Regions from separate parts of the Homo sapiens genome. Here all the other regions are linked to region 3. A link is a contact called in ENCODE Hi-C or POLR2A ChIA-PET data. All regions are on one chromosome and are shown on one strand. Each heading gives the region's core, a stretch centred on a gene start or an enhancer-like site at or near the end of the contact. The rest is flanking DNA. Distances are from core to core; before and after follow the strand shown. Region 1 overlaps DUSP14 (dual specificity phosphatase 14). Region 2 holds the start of C17orf78 (chromosome 17 open reading frame 78). Region 3 holds the start of MRM1 (mitochondrial rRNA methyltransferase 1).

What was found. Hi-C counts contacts between places; a loop is a spot of excess contacts on that map. ChIA-PET counts read pairs that join two places held with the same protein, here RNA polymerase II (POLR2A). Pooled maps may share reads with other maps.
Region 1: a pooled map shows a loop between it and region 3 (4-fold over the local background). The contact joins the enhancer-like site here to the promoter of MRM1 in region 3. A Hi-C loop is called at or near these places in 2 of 168 maps with a recorded cell type or tissue (IMR-90 and breast epithelium) and 6 of 50 pooled maps.
Region 2: a map of endothelial cell of umbilical vein shows a loop between it and region 3 (18-fold over the local background). The contact joins the promoter of C17orf78 here to the promoter of MRM1 in region 3. A Hi-C loop is called at or near these places in 20 of 168 maps with a recorded cell type or tissue (CD4-positive, alpha-beta T cell, CD4-positive, alpha-beta memory T cell, CD8-positive, alpha-beta T cell and 15 more), 24 of 37 single-sample maps with no recorded cell type and 26 of 50 pooled maps. POLR2A ChIA-PET finds 5 or more read pairs at or near these places in 4 of 52 experiments (BJ, HEK293, MCF 10A and 1 more).

Annotation. Positions count from the first base shown.
Region 1 is chr17:37,505,163-37,508,474 of GRCh38, reverse strand. All of the region lies in intron 1 of DUSP14 (dual specificity phosphatase 14), which reads right to left. Among named protein-coding and RNA genes, the nearest start is that of DUSP14, 17 kb to the right of the region's middle. RefSeq lists enhancers at 462-962, 963-1,463. Within about 2 kb of position 1,619, at least 3 of the 41 ENCODE cell types and tissues checked have a DNase peak (open chromatin) inside an H3K27ac peak, as active enhancers do; they include breast epithelium, where a contact is called at or near this core.
Region 2 is chr17:37,374,103-37,377,368 of GRCh38, reverse strand. C17orf78 (chromosome 17 open reading frame 78) reads right to left here and starts at 1,384. Exons shown (of 7, transcript NM_173625.5): 1 at 1,219-1,384. The coding sequence starts at 1,276. All of the region lies in intron 1 of ACACA (acetyl-CoA carboxylase alpha), which reads left to right.
Region 3 is chr17:36,599,866-36,603,257 of GRCh38, reverse strand. It overlaps MRM1 (mitochondrial rRNA methyltransferase 1), which reads right to left and starts at 1,675. Exons shown (of 5, transcript NM_024864.5): 1 at 906-1,675; 2 at 612-705. The coding sequence starts at 1,447. DHRS11 (dehydrogenase/reductase 11) reads right to left here. Exons shown (of 7, transcript NM_024308.4): 6 at 3,221-3,286; 7 at 2,454-3,096. The coding sequence ends at 3,055.

The DNA of each region.
Region 1 (3,312 bases), core at 370-2,869, 910 kb before region 3:
GGCATGAGCCACTGTGCCTGGCTCCATTTACAACTATTTCTATCATTATAATGCAGGGGCTCTCAAACCTGAGCATGCCTCAGAATCCCCCAGAGGGCTGTGCGCACAGACTGCTGGACCTTTCCCCAGCTTCTGATTCCGTCCCTCCAGAGTGGGGCTGGAAGAGTTGCCTTTCTGAGGTGAGGCTGCGGGTCGGGGGCACGTCTGAGAACTGCTGCAGAGGTGAGTGCTGTGGCTCTGTCTGCATTCCCCCTGGAAGACTGAGGCACCAGGTGTACTGGTGCTAACAGACCACAAGTCCCTCCTGGACACTGCCCTTCTCTGAAGGGAGCTGCCTCCTCACTCGAGGCTAGGCCTCGCTTTGGGAGCCCACATCCCATGACTGGTTAATGCTATGGGAGTACACAGAGCAGTCCACAGGTGAAATCACAGCATGAGGAGGAACAAGGACGCAGTCACATAAGGAAACTGCGTGTGTGTGCATTGGATGTAAACTATGAACAGGGCAGAAACTCTGAGAACATCCTTTCCTACAGCAGAGCAGGGTCTCCTGCCACTTCCAAGTCTTCCCTGGCAGAATCCTACTGGTTTAAAAAGCAAAGTCACTGTGGTAATAAACACAAAATTAGGCCTTCAAGCTGCTGGGGATGACGCTCCTCATTGTGGAAAATCTGGAAGATGCTAATCAAATTTCCAAGTAGGTTATCTAGTTGTTGTCTAATTCAGAGAGGCTTGGCCATAGACACGGTGGCTTACGCCTATAATCCCAGCACTTTGGGAGGCCGAGGCGGGCAGATCACCTGAGACCAGCCTGGGCAACATGGTGAAACCCCGTCTCTACTAAAAATACAAAAATTAGCCAGGTGCAGTGGTGCATGCCTATAATCCCAGCTAGTAGGGAGGCTGAGCCAAGAGAATCGCTTGAACCCGGGAGGAAGAGGCTGCAGTGAGCTGAGATCGCGCCATTGCACTCCAGCCTGGGTGGCAGAGCGATGCATCCTCCCAAATTACGCTGTCTGGGAAGCCACTTGCCTTCCTGAGGCAAAGGAGCCCAGGTTCCCTGTAGAAGCCGGGCTGATTCCGTTAACTCGCATTTGCTGAGTGGCGCTAGGGTACTTGGTGCTGCAGGGAAAACAGATTGTGAGCCCTCGGGGCAGAATCCAAGTGAGACAGACACATTGCTCCCTCCCTGCTGCTGCCAGTCCATCTCTTTGCCAACAAACCTGCTTAAAATGCCAAAGCTGGTCCAAAGTTTCAGGAAAACAACTTCCGCCAGAGGGCACGTAGAGGGCACAGATGCTATAGATGCTTCTCTGACAAACACTCCTGACCCCCTTGACAGATTGGAAAATACATGGTTCAGAAAGGGTGAGAGATTTCAACTTGAGAAGTGAAACTAGGAAAAGATGGAAGGTGTCCGGATTTCTAGCTCAAGTCCACACACTGCTTCTCTGCGGTGACTAAATCGTGGCTGTGTTCTCATCACCTGCCTCGCGGCGCTCCACACCACCAGCCAGCGTCTGCCACACACGCGGGGGGGTGTGGATCTGCCTAAGAAGGTGTTTCAGTGCTACTTACAGAAAGGCTAAGCCCAGATGGGCCGAGCTGCTCCAGTTTCCCCTAGTGCCAGAACAGGGAACTACTGCCACATCCTGGTACACCATTTGGTGCACAAAACATCCCCCTGGCTGCAGAGGGTGGACCTCAGCAAGGAGCAGCCCCAGAGTAGGCACTACAAGAAGCCCTAGAGTCAGCCAGTTCTCAGATCAGATCAGTAGAACTGGATGGTAAAAAATAAAAAACCCATGGGTATTATATCACAGGTGCATGAAAATCTACTCAGTAAATGTGTCCTGGGAGACAGGGAAAGGAGATAGGGTAGCAGAGTTTGACCCGTATTTGAGGGATCACAAATTGCATGGTGCTCTCTGAGTGAACATGCCATCCCACTGCAGGACAATGGTCTCTGGGACGATGATGACCAGGAAGAATGCTTAAGAATGACCACATCACTGTCTATGGTGTTCAACTTGGCCTTCCCAAGATGCTCTGGCAATGGCACGTGCTTCTTGGAGGAAAAAATATTTTCCTGGCTTGGGGGATGGGGGTAGGGTAGAGTGAAAGACAGAAAGGAAGAGCTGTCCTAAACCAACCCCAGGGTTTTTTGGGTTTTTTTGTTTTCTTTTTTGCAGGGGGACGGGGGCGGGGGGGAGATGGAGTCTCTCTCTGTCACCCAGACTAGAGTGCAATGGCGCTATCTCGGCTCACTGCAACCTCCGCCTCCTGGGTTCAAATGACCCTCCTGCCTCAGCCTCCCGAGTAGCTGGGATTACAGGTGCATGCCACCATGCCCAGCTAATTTTTTGTATTTTTTAGTAGAAACAGAGTTTTGCCATGTTGCTCAGACTGGTCTTGAACTCCTGACCTCAGGTGATCCACCTGCCTTAGCCTCCCAAAGTGCTGGGATTACAGGCTTGAACCACTGAGCCCAGTCTGGTTTGTTCTTAACATCTTCTCAGAGACGATGCTGGTCTTTTTGGATAATAAGCATCGAACACTAAGTACTGAACAAAATACAAGATTAGTGTCTTCCCAGCGGGCCTCTAATCTCAGTAATGCATACACTAATATTAATAACACCTGATTGCTCCCTGCTCCACAGAGCTCCTGGGATGCGGGCATCAGCCTTGTAGCCTTGTGGTCAGCACTGGCATCCATACCTGGAGCAGTGGTACCTGACACTCAGAATTGCTACATGGGGTCATGGCCTAATCAGAGACAGCATCCATCCTAATGCCACGGAGGTTACTTTTCTTTAAAAAAAAAAAAAAAAAAAAAAGATGACAACCACCAGAATCAGCAGTTAACTGAAATTCTATCTACGGCTTTTCTTTTCATGTTCAGTCAACAGCAGAAAATGGCCACAACAGTGCTTCAGATGACTGTGTAAAATGCTCTCACTAAAATACTTTCAGTTTTAGGAATTTCAGAGGGCCAGAGTATATACTGGAGAGGCCTACACTGTTACCTTTTTATATTCAAAAAGCTTTTGTAATCACATTTTCTCCTTCTAATAAAGTAAATGTCTGTCTAGTTCTTTTTGTTTTGAGACCGAGTCTCACTCTGTTGCCCAGGCTAGAGTACAGTGGCACAATCTTAGGTCACTATAGCCTTGATCTCCCAGGCTCAAGAGATCTTGGGATTACAGGGGTGAGCCACCAGGTCCGGCCCACATTTCTGATTTAGTAATGAAAATGATAATCCTAGCACTTTGGGAGGCCAAGGTGGTTGTATCACTTTAGCTCAGGAGTT
Region 2 (3,266 bases), core at 135-2,634, 770 kb before region 3:
AGAACACCCAGCCAAATACATACAAAGTAGTAGTTGACCTAGTATAAAGAATACTGTGTACCAATCTATTACCCTTAGGACAAAGAAAGGTCAAATAGAGTTAAGAAAATTTACTAAGTTAATGAAAGTCTAACCAACCCATTTCCTTAAATACTGCTTATTTTCTCTTCTCCCTCCTATTCTGTCTTCTTTCTTGTATTAAATAAAGCTTTTGGAGATTTATATTGTCTGACCTTGGTATCTCTATAGGTTTCCACAGAACCATAGGTCTTAGTTATTTATGCTTTTTGGCACATAATTCAAAGGGTTGTGACATTTTTATAATTTGTCAAATTCGTTACTGCTGCACTTTGTGCCATTTGGTCTTAATTCTGATTAGCTAATTTTATTTTTTTATTTTAATTTTTTATTTTTTGAGACAGAGTCTCATTCTGTTACCTAGGCTGGATTTCAGTGGTACGATCTCAGCTCATTGCAACCTCACCTCCCAGGTTTAAGTGATTCTTATGCCTCAGCCACCCGAGTAGCTGAGATTACAGGTGCATGCCACCATGCCTGGCTAATTTTTGCACTTTTAGTAGAGATGGGGTTTCGCCATGTTGGCCAGGCTGGTCTCGAACTCCTGACCTCAGGTGATCCACCAATCTTGGCCTCCCAAAGTGCTGGGATTACAGTCATGAGCCACCGTGCCCAGCCTTGATTAGCTAATTTTAGAGATGAAATGTTTATGAAACTTTGAAAACTCATATTTTAAATAAGCAGTTACCAAAGAGCAGCAAATGATGCCATTCCACCCAATATCACCCTTTCCCTCAGCTCTCCCCACCCAAGAATATCACCGTCTAGCTATTTACATGTACCAACTTAAAAAAGGCAACATCTTATGAACAGTATGAATTTGGGAACCTTAGGTGATGACAATACTGAAACTCTAAAGAAAGCCATCCAACAGTGAAAGGACTTTTAATGTTAATTACATGAACAAGACATAAGAATGCATCACATTCTCTGAAGACCTCTCATCATGAAACAGACAGCTATCTCTCTGGAATGAATAAGTTGCAGTCCTTCTTAGAGGCGAGTGGATACATGGGATTAACTCTGGAAAGTATTGCTTGCTGGATATCAGCTACATCTCTATCTGGTGGAAGAGACCCCGAAACTCTTTCTAGGCCTCTCTCTGTATTTTCCAGGAGATTAGGCTAGAGAATTACATACCTTTCTTGTTGGCATCATAGGATGCAATGATTAGGCTGAAGACCAAGATGGTATCCATGTTAGCTTGAGCACATGCTCATTGCAGACAGACCACTGCTCATCTGTCACAGCCCTTGATAGCTCTGCCTCTAGTTGCTTTCACCACACGCAGCTGGAACCAAGTTTGACCCTGAGAGACTCTGATTCCACCCTGATTATTTTGCCCCATTTCCTGAAGACCCAGGAATAGATCTAATTGGAGAAAGGGCTAATTCTGCTTATTAATAATTCACTCAGACTTCTTCTGACTTCGCTGCCGGTGCCGACATAGAGAACTAGATTACCTAGAGGTTTCTCGAGCAGGAAGGCCATAAACGCCCATTGATATGCTTTACAAATACTTGCAGATAGACACGTAGACATTTACATGCATGCTCACTGACACAGGCACAGAGATTTATATACTTTCATGAAAAGATGTGGAGATTTCTAGTAAGGAATATAATTTCTAGAGCAGGAATTATAGAAATAGAGCAGGAAACTAGGACTAGGAGTCAGTACAATTGAGTTCTAGTACAGGCCCTTTTATGAGCTATCACCTTGAGAAAATTACTTGACTTCTTGGGATCTAAATGTTCTCTTCTATAAATTGAGAGTCCTGAACCATATGATCTCTTTTTTTTTTGAGGCAGAGTCTCGCTCGGTCGCCCAGGCTGGAGTGTAGTGACACGATCTCGGCTCACTGCAAGCTCTGTCTCCCAGGTTCACGCCATTCTCCTGCCTCAGCCTCCTGAGTAGGTGGGACTACAGGCGCCCACTACCATGCCTGGCTAATGTTTTTGTATTTTTAGTAGAGACAGCGTTTCACCGTGTTAGACAGGATGGTCTTAATCTCCTGATCTCGTGATCCACCTGCCTCGGCCTCCCGAAGTGCTGGGATTACAGGCATGAGCCACCGTGCCTGGCCTTTTTTTTTGTGAAATGGAGTCTCGTTCTGTTGCCCAGGCTGGAGTGCAGTGGCATAATCTTGGCTCACTGCAACCTTCATCTCCTGGGTTCAAGTGATTCTCCTGCCTCAGTCTCCTGAATAGCTGGGATTAAATGTGTGTGCCACCCTGCCGGCTAATTTTTATATTTTTAGTAGAGACAGGTTTCACCATGTTGGCCAGGCTGGTCTCGAACTCCTGACCTCAAGTGATCTGCCCCCATCGGCCTCCCAAAGTGCTGGGATTACAGCCGTGAGCCACCCCAGCCGGCCGTGAACCATATGATCTCTAGAATTAATCCAGTTATATATATAAACTCACATTAGCACAGACATACCTATTGAGTTTTGCACATCTTCACACTCCTGAATAGTGAAGTGAGTATTGGTGGACAACATTCTGATGACCATTGGGCTGAGAGGTTGTGAGGAAGAGCTAAATACGGCAGGTGAGTGGTACTGTCTGTGGCTTGGGAAGGTTTTCCTAGACAGATAACTGTTGTTGAAGATTTTTCCAAATTTGTATTTTTTTAGTGTCTAGTGTAATAATCTGTAGACTTTGTCATGGCATAGATAGATGGAGCATAAAAGAGAATGAAGGGCCGGGCGCGGTGGCTCACGCCTGTAATCCCAGCACTTTGGGTGGCTGAGGCGGGTGGATGACCTGAGGTCGGGAGTTCGAGACCAGCCTGACCAACATGGAGAAACTCCATCTCTACTGAAAGTACAAAAATTAGCTGGGCATGGTGGCGCATGTTTGTAATCCCAGCTACTTGGGAGGCTGAGGTAGGAGAATCGCTTGAACCTGGGAGGTGGAGGTTGCAGTGAGCCGAGATTGCACCATTGCACTCCAGCCTGGGCAACAAGAGCGAAACTCCGTCTCAAAAAAAAAAAAAAGAAAAGAAAAAAAAGAGAATAAAGATCTACCCCATCTTTATCAAACTCTACAGCTTCTTTGGTCTTGTTTTATTTTGGAGATGGGCTATGTTTTGTAGAGACACAGTCTCACTGTGTTGCCCAGGTTGGTCTCAAACTCCTGAGCTCCAGTAATCTGCCCACCTTGGCCTCCCAAATTGCTGGGGTT
Region 3 (3,392 bases), core at 426-2,925:
GACAGCGTTGTTCTAGACAGGTCCCAGAGCTCTCCCCCTTCTTAAGAGGGAAATTTCTCACCCTGCAGTTGGGGTGGGGGTTGGGGGGGGTATGGTCAGAGGGGATTCCATATGCAGAGCAATACTGCCTCCTTGTGTCCAGCAAGGGAAGCACAGCTGAAGACAAACGGATGGGAGAGGGGTTTCCAAGGTTTGTCTCTTGCTAGATACTAATGGCATAAAGATCTTCTTGTTCAAACATCCTTTCAAGCTGTGCCCTATTCGAGGAACTCAGGTCTCCTGTACGCAGCTCCCCACAGCTGAACAAAATGCATTTACTGAAGCCCGACCTAGTAGGCAAATAGACACTGAGGCTGACTTACAGAAGAGGCAAAGTGGTGCATACCTGGGGAAGGGGTGCAGGAAAGGGTATAACGCTAGGAAGAATTCAGCTAATGCTCCATTTGCCGTTTTAAAAACTCCAGGACCCTTCCATCCCCAGAGGGATTTAGAAGGCCAAAGGAAGCGGTGCCAACATGCCCCTTTCTCTCCCTCGCCAGGGGCTAGCTTCGTCCCCTTGAAGAGGCTGAGCTGGGCTCACATCTGTTCCTTCCCCTCTTGCCCCTCATTACCTGTAAAAATCCGGTGAGGTCATCAGTGGAGAACACGTCCATCACCTCCATAGCCCCCGCGCTGGACTTGCTGACTACTGGAGTGAGCGGGCAGCTGCAAGGTTTCCCCGTTCCCCGCATTAGGCTGGGCCATCTCAAGCCCGGCTCCCTACCCTCCCAGGGCTCCCAAGGGCTAGGGGGATGAGAGTTCTGGGACAGGTAAGTCTGGCTAAGGGATCACCCAAGGGCCAAGGTGCTTAGGAACTCGGCTGCGTCTCCAAGTTGGGGCACATAGAGAATGAGGGACGTCCGTGCCTGTTTCTCCGGCTGGTGATGACCTTATCCACTCCGAGGAAGTGTGCGGAACGCAGCACAGCCCCAAAATTCCGGGGATCCTGGATCCCATCGAGGACGAGCCACAACTGCTGGGGGTCGTCGCCTGGGCTCGCCTCCCCGGCCTCTCTCCAAGGCCGGGGCCGCAGCGGGCTCACCTCCATGCAGACACCCTGGTGGACCTGGTAGCGGCACATTGTGTCCAGTTTCTGCCGTCTGGGCCGCAGAACTGGAATGTCCCGCGCCTCGGCCATCCGGAGCAGCTCGGCCCGCTTCCCCTGCAGCCCAGCTTTACCCGCCTGGAGCAGGAGCCGGGCCACAGAGCGGCGGGCGGCCTGCAGAGCCAGGAGACACGGGGTCATGCCAAACAGAAGCTCCAGCCGAGAGGTCGGCACCAGGTCATCCAGCAGCAAGCGGCTTAGCTCCTCCCCACCAGGCCGCTCCCCATGCCGCGCTGCATGGGAGAAATGACGGGTGACGAGGCGACCCCAGGTCGCGCCCCGGACGGTCGAGAGCAATGCCATGGCGCAGCTCCCGCCAGGGACTCGATGCCCCTTGCTGCGTCCCCGGGAGCGGTAACCCGCGCCGCAGTTCGCTCCCAGGCTCCCAACACCGAGGTGAAGGGTACTCGACAGCCGTCTCCGCCGAGCTCTCTCGGACAGGAACAAACAGCCCCGATTACCCACAACTGGACTACCGAGCTACGACCACCCGCTCCCAGGCTCCCACGTGGGTCCCTCGCTTCCGGGTTCGGGAGCCCGCCCCTCCCCGGCCCCTTCCTGACGGTGTTTTGCGCATGCGTGGCTGCCAGGCTGTCCCCCACAGCGCCTCCCTCAAGGCTAGAGGAGCGGCGAGCTGAGCTGGCCGTACTACCGGCTGCGTCCTGTGTTCCTCGAGGTCCCAGGAGGCCGGGGACCGCATTCACCCACGCACCAGTGAAGGGCCCTTTAAGGAGATGGGTTGGCCTTCCTGGTCAACCAATTCAGTCTTGTTGCCTCCCTCCCCACATCCCGGCGCTGGTGATTTTTCCCAGAACTTCTCACTAGCCCATCACCAGCCAGCAGGACCCCAACAGTCACTTCCTATCCCGGGCCGCTGATTCTCTTCCTAAGTGACTCTGAGCCTGTCGTGTTCCTGCTGACAAGCTCACTAACGCCCCCGTCCCACAGGTAATGGCGAGACTCTTGCGCAGCACTCAGCCCCCCAGCGATCCAGGAAGGCAGGAAGGAGCTGCCTCTTCAGCCCCATCTGGCTCCTTGCTCCTGTGCTTAAGTTCTGAGCTGTTCGCACAGCACTGCATGCTCTTCCAGACCTCTCAGCCTTGCACACCTGTCTTCGCTTTGTCAAACTCCTACATGTTTTCAAGGCCCAAACAAACCCATTCCTGCTACCTAAGGTAATCCATACTCCCATGAGTGAGGCCCCCAATCCACCCACCTGGGACCTACCTGGAAGAAATTCTGAGACACAAGCACCCCTGATCACAGAGAAGGGGAAAGAATGGAAAGACACTCCTGAAGCCAAGGCAGATTGGTTGCGATTTTTCTTTTTTAATGATCACCATGAAATCCACTGGGCCAGGCCCTGGTGTTCTGCTGCCATAGTCAGAGTCAGAGTGGAGGGATGACCCCAGGAGGGGACAAGAAGCCAAGACTGGGCTGGGGAGCCGAGAAGGAGATAGATAAGGGGGAGAGGGTGCAGTGGGGCAGGCAGAGGAGGAAGTCTGGAGCCCTGGATAACAACACAGATATAAGGTGAAGGCCTCCCTCTGCCACCCCAGCCCTGAGCCACAGACGTTGAGGTGCAAGAAGATGGGGATTTTGGCCACAACTCCTTTCCCATGTCAAAGGGAAGACACTGAGAGCAGACAAAGGCCAAGTGCCCAGGGGCACAAGAACAAGTTAACAAGTAAAACAATTAGGGACACCACCTCCTTTCCCCAGCCCATTTTTCACATTTACAACTGAAGCAATTTGACAAGATGATATAAAAATCTCAAACAAATTTTCTAGCCCCTGGTCGGGGTGTGGACAGGAAGTGGTATCCCGTGATCCAGAAATCAACACCTAAAATCCAGAGGCAGGAGGCAAGCCATGAAGGGTGGGGAGGGAAGGAGGAGCTCCCACAGTCACTAGGTCACCTGCTCCGTGGGCCTCATCTGGATGTCTCCAATCTGTGGAAGGTACAAGGCATGAGGCAGCTGTGACACTCTCCCCTGGCCCTGCAGGGCTCCCTGCTCCCCTCCTCTGGGGCTGGTTGGGTTCCTCCAGTGAGTAGACAGTCAGGGCCAGACTCACCTGGATGTGTGCGGGGGTGCTGAGGACGTAGATAACAGCCTCGGCCACATCCTCGGGTTTGAGACACTGAGAGCACCAGGGGAATGGGTTGAGACAAGGACAGAATGGACTCAAATTCCCTCCCACCACTGAGCTTCTCTGTGGCATCCACACATCCACCCCAACCCTCCAG